Linked DNA regions of Homo sapiens: region 1 is linked to region 2. The links are chromatin contacts, found by Hi-C in ENCODE. All regions are on one chromosome and are shown on one strand. Each heading gives the region's core, a stretch centred on a gene start or an enhancer-like site at or near the end of the contact. The rest is flanking DNA. Distances are from core to core; before and after follow the strand shown.

Region 1 (3,101 bases), core at 117-2,616, 650 kb after region 2:
CCCACCTTGGCCTCCCAAAGTGCTGGGGTTACAGGCTTGAGCCATCGCCTCCGGCCTGGTGTTTGCTTTTCTAATCTCACTTAATCCAAAGAGAGATTGCACAGCATTTAGACCTAGTCTTTGTCAATATTTTAAGCACACATTATTGTCCAATACATTAAATATCTTAGGGATTGATATTTAAAAGACATTATTTTCTAAATATGAAAGTGTATTATTAAATGAAGTGTGGTTATACAAATCAGGCATTCCGTCTGCTTTTTCCATTTGAGTATCATTGATCTGGAGACAGGAAAGAACTGGATATTTTTCAAGCAGTTCTCCTGAAATGTTATTACAACCGAGCTGTTGGGGCCGACGAGGATTTCAGAGAACTGCAAGTCTACAACCAGGTAAGGGCAACTCCAGAGCTTTAAACAGCCGGCCAGGCCCGGAAGCCTTCCAGGCTGAGGACTCTCAGCAGCAGGACTGGCCGCGTCGAGGAAAAACAAGAGGGGAAGAGATGGCCTCTGGGGGATGGAAGCCCCAAAGGGAAGAAAGACCTGGTTTCTGGCAAAGAAACCACATTGGCCAGGAGCTGTGGCTCACGCCTGTAATCCCAACACTTTGGGAGGCCAAGGTGGGAGGATTGCTTGAGCCCAGGAGTTTGAGACTAGCCTGTAAGACCACTTCCCCCAACTCTAAAAAGAAAAAATAAAAATTAGCCGGGTATTTGGGTCAACTTGTGATAGTTTACTTTGACTAGTGTGGTCTTAGTTGTAATTATTTCGGAGGCTTGGTGATACACGCCTGAGGCGAGAGGATCGCTTAAGCCCAGGAGGCTGCAAGTGAGCTGTGATAGCGCCACCGAACTCCAACCTGGGTGACAGGGCGAGACTCTGTTTCAAAAAAAAAAAAAAAAAGGGAAAACCAGATCAGCACTTGGGGTGCCCCTTCCCCTCAGCTTTAGCAAGATCCTGTGTTTTGATGCGGTAGGCAGGTGCGTGGTTCAGTCATGCCCAATGCTCAGACCACTCCTCACTTTTCACATCCAGGAGGAGGAGCTGTCAGGTTTGACCGCACTCAAGCAGCAAATGTAGTCCAGGGGACGGCTAGAGGTGAGGTCAGCCGCAAGACTGGCGTCACTGCGTGGGCCCAGCAAAAACCTGAGTCAGGAGGCGGCCAGGCAAGGTCAGTGGAGGGGGCGGGGCCCGAAGCGGAGGCGGAGCTTGGGAAAGCCTGGCGTGAGGGCGGGGCGGGGCCAGAGGTGGGCTGAGGCCGGATCAGGCGGTGGGGGCGGTCCCCGTAGCCCCGTGAGGCTCGCGCCTGCGCACGGGCCCGCGGCGGGGCGGGACTGCGCGTGCGCGGTGCGCCGGCCCTGGAGGGCGGAGTCCGGGCGGGCGCCGGCCGAGGGAGGGGGCGCGGCGGCTTTGGAGTCCGGCGCTCCCTCAGGCCGCGGACGCGATGCTGGTTGCTGCGGCTCGGGCGGCGGGGCTGGCGGGGATGTGACGGGCGGCCCTTCGTCTCACCTTCCGTCCTCGGGCCCGCAGGTCGCAGGGCGGCCTGCAGCTGGGCCGCGGCCGAGGAGGCAGCGCGACCTCCGCACGGTGAGATCCGGGCTCAGGGCCAGAGCCGGGGCCGGGGTCGCGGCGGGCGCCGGGGGCAGCCCAAGACCAGGCACGCAGTCCGGGGCGGGGCGGAGGCCCGAACTCCCGGGCTGAGGCGGTGTCGCCCTCCCGTACCCGGCCTCCAGGGTGAGCCTCTCTAGCCCCTCGCGAGCCGCCGGACGCGGGGCGGGCGCGGACCCGGGAGGCCGGAGGGCGCCCTCCCTGCGGCTGTGACAGCGCGGGGCCTCGGGCCGCGGGCGCCGCCGCCTTTCAGGAGAAATCAGGGCGAGGCTGAGGCACTCTGATTTCGGAGCCTGGTTGCGTGTGAGGGTGGATAGGGAAAGTACCGGGGCTCCCCGAATGAGTTCGATTTTTTTTTTCTTTCAATTACTGGGCTAAATGAAAGACACACCCTAAAACACATCCTGAGGTGAAACTTTGGTGGGGCACACCGTTGCCGTAGGTTCAGATCTTCTCTCTTGTCTTTAGACATGTATTTTCATACATTTTTAAATAATGCACCTACTTTCTTGATAAAGTAAAAGGAGGAATGAAGGGACTCCTTTGTGGTGGTCCTTGGTGGCGAAGCTTGTTTCCATTTCAGTAATTGCATATTCATCTGTGTGGGCTCCCCGACCAATGAGGCTGGCTGCTCCCAGACAAGGCCTTAGCGGAGTGGAAATGACTGACGCAGGGACTCTGGTCTCAGATTAGAGTGTTGGTAGCTCACTCCTGTAAGAGAGAAATTGAGCTTTAAGCTTTTTAAAATAGCCATATGAAAAGCATTCCTTTTCTCCTGAGCATTAAAATATGACGGAACCTATTCATTTGGCCAGTTGTTTTTTTTAAAGCATCATCTTTTAGACTAGAGACTTTAGAGATGGCAGCTGCTCTTTAACCAAAAGGAACTTAAGATGCTCTCCTGCAAAAGATGGGTTCAAAACATGTCTTATCCGTCATCCATATGTGATAAAAATGTAAATATTCCTGAGTGTTTGCCTGAAATCAGTCTTCTTCCTCTTGGACTTTATTACTGTTTCTCTTAATTTATGAAAGCTTGTTACTGTTATTTTTTGTTTTCGTTTGTGTTCTAAACAACATTGGCTTCAAATAATCTTCAGGTTAAAAATGCACACTTTGTTGAACCCTTTAGCCATAATTCATACTGTCGTACTTCAGCATAAGCCATAGTTAAGAAAGCACTAGAAGCCATCCTGAAAGCAAGCCGAAAGTCTCTATTAAGAATTCTGTAAAAATTCTACCTTTCCACATTCAGACCTGCATTTTTTGTTGCTTTGACTCAACTCCTTTGACTATTTTGGAGGAAGGGACTTTGAATCCATATTTACAAGTCCTTCAGTGACTCTCCATAGTCTATATCGATAAAATTCAAAGTCCTTCATGATTAGCGGTATTTGTCTCCATTCTAGTGTCATCTTCTACCATTATGCCTGCCCTCTCTATATAAGACTGTTGCAGTTCTCTGAAGATGACATCTTCCTCTGTGGTTTTTCA
Region 2 (2,852 bases), core at 34-2,533:
AAAAATTTTGAAAGAATTAGTTCACATGTAGGGAGATCAACAAACATATGAAAATACAAGACTGACACCTTGCCCTCTTCCATATGAATATGTTTATTATTTAGTGTAATCGTAAAAAATATACTTTGAATTCAGGAATAAACCTCAAAATACAAGAACACGCTATCTAATACTATCCCCCCAAATAAATAGTGTCTTGAGCCCCTTTCCTATATATTTCTGATTCCCTAATCAGAAATATAATACATAACAATCCTTATAGATATAATAATTATAATTATAAGTCACAACTTCTATTTTTCTACCAATGATTAGGCCATTTATAACTTTCTTTTTCATTGGAATAACAGTGTACTTTTTATTCTGAAAGCCCAGTTCATCTGATGGATGGACCCCTTCTATAGCAAACATTTCAGGTAAACATATTTTATTTTTATTTTCATGCTAAAATTTTTTTTGTTTACTTTTTTTAGTACAAAGATCATGAGTAAGGGCCCAAGAAATAAACAGAGTTTCTGATTCCTAGATCAATTTTAGTTTTAGCCCACATGTTTCCTTAAAATCAACATCCTCTTTTGGGAAAAAAATGCAGATGACTTCTTTCTCACAACCAAAGAATGAAACTAAAACATGTCCTAGTAAACTGAGAAATCCTTATTATCCTTAACATTGACAGGAGTGTATGGAATTCTCTTGCTTTTGGGAGACCCTCACCCGACCTGGCTGAGGATCAGAAGGGTGTGGATGATAAAGTACTATGGCGCAGGTGTACTTACGTAATCTTCCTACCAAATTCCCTATGTATTCCTAAAAACATATAGCAGCGCTTTCTAAACACTGGTTCATGGAGTCCATCTGTAATGATTTTCCTAGAAATGAGAAAAAAAATTCTGTAGTTAATTTTATATAAAAAAATTTATTAAATTTAAAAATATGTTCTTCATGTAAATATCTCCTCCTTTCTATATTCTGGAGTTTGAATATTCTTTCTTTTGTGAAAAGATAATATTAAATAGTGTTTCTTTCTCAAGATCTCATCTTGGCCTGGTAAAATACTGGCCACCATATGTTAATCCAAATGTACATTTTAAATTTTACTAAAAAATTCAGCATAGAGACTACTGAAGTAGAATCAAGACTTGCTGGAAAAATAACCATGTGCTGAACCAGGAAGCCATACAGAAGCCACAGGTAAGGCCAAGAAAGAATGATCATGGGCCTTACAATGAGCTTTGGTGTAGCCAAGGGTGTCATGGTTGCTCAGGAGCCAAAGGGTCACCTTAGGAGCTCACAAACAGGAGGAGGAATCTGGGGGCCAGAGTTTCAGTGATTTTGCTAAAAGGGTAGTTACCAAACAATACTGTTTATTACCATGACTACAGCCTCATTCCATGTGAGTATCTCCTGGTCTGTGAAGCCCAAGAAAGGTGGATTTTTTTTTAAAACCCAAAGAAATTGGACACTAGACTTAATGAGATACATGGAATCCTGTGAACATTCCCTCTTCTGTGCACTTGTATATGTGGTTTCATTTTTCCACCTAGGCCTATGGTTTCTAATCCCGGGTGCATATTAGAAACACCTAGGAGTTTTATATAACCACCCAAAGAGCACTGTGATGAGTCTGGAGGACTTGACCTTCTCCACGGTGTGCCCTTGTATAAGCCACTTCATTCCAGTTTCTTATTACAAAATAAAGTCACTGGAATAAATGATCTCAAAGCTTCCTTTTAGCTCAGATGTTCTACAATTCTGTTCTCTTCCACACATCTATTTTTTCCCCAAGAAGGAAGTGCCATGTCTTGATTCCAAGATGGAAAAATGACATTAATTTTTAATATATTTTCCTTCATTTAAATTTTGATTTTTTTAAAAAAAAATTTTCATTTTTTTTTAAATGAAACAACTCAAGTGCCTGGTTTTTATCTTAAAAGCAGAGATGGCAAAGAATTAGAGTACCTTATTGCTTCTTTTGCTGGGGATGCATGGCCATAGTTCACTGAAGGACAGCAAGTTCTCTTTGTTGACACACCCAAAGGACTTGCTGGAATTACAGAAATTGCTAGAAAGCTGTTCACAGAGAAATGTCTCATCAGAAGCACTCTGCTACAAAACCGCTTGAGGAGGTCGTTGGAGGCAGCTGCTGGCCACCAGGAGTTGCTGGCTGCTGTGCACTGCAGAACCTGGACACCAGAGAAAGTGCAGGCCCTGCTGGGGAAGTCCTGTGTGTGACAGGAGCTCGACCTAGAGAAACCACATAATTCAGCAGGAGTCTGCACAAGGAGCACACTGGAAGCAGGAAGCAAAACTCTTTCCTTTCTTCTGAAATTTCTCTCAAGCACTCGCTACTATCAAAATTTAGCATTGTGTTTGCTAGTAGAGAAAAAATATTTAAAGGCCCCAGATCCACTTTCATAGAACAAGCTAAAAGAGTGAATTAGAAGCTGAGATGCCATAAACTGATAACAGCATAAGCTCCTCGAGGGAGACAGCATGTCTGACTATTCCTATGTTCTTCTGCCTGGGGAACAAAGGGATTGCAGAATGTTTGTGGAAATTGCTGTTACTGTACACATCAATTGTTCTGTGTGTGTTGTCCCCAAAGCCCCCACTGTGGGAAACAGGCCCAAGCAGCATCTGGGTTTTCCCCTGATTTCCAACCTGTACTCCGTCTTCCTCTCATGTTCTTGTCTTACCACTGGAACTGGACTCCAGCTGTGGGTCTCTCACCTTGGAATAGTTTTCTCCAGACACTTCCTTAGTATTCTTTGATTCCACAGACTCTAAAATAGAGAGAAATTCACTAAACCATGTTTACTTTAGGTAAAATGGAACGCATCATCATATCCAGT

The links. A loop is a pair of places that touch in the nucleus more often than their neighbours do. Pooled maps may share reads with other maps.
Region 1: a map with no recorded cell type shows a loop between it and region 2 (8-fold over the local background). The contact joins the promoter of CCSER2 here to the promoter of LINC02650 in region 2. A Hi-C loop is called at or near these places in 4 of 37 single-sample maps with no recorded cell type and 8 of 50 pooled maps.

The regions. Positions count from the first base shown.
Region 1 is chr10:84,327,223-84,330,323 of GRCh38, forward strand. CCSER2 (coiled-coil serine rich protein 2) reads left to right here and starts at 1,367. Exons shown (of 10, transcript NM_001284240.2): 1 at 1,367-1,586. RefSeq lists a silencer at 1,131-1,860 and an enhancer at 1,911-2,260.
Region 2 is chr10:83,675,806-83,678,657 of GRCh38, forward strand. LINC02650 (long intergenic non-protein coding RNA 2650) reads right to left here and starts at 1,284. Exons shown (of 5, transcript NR_134317.1): 1 at 1,225-1,284; 2 at 777-869.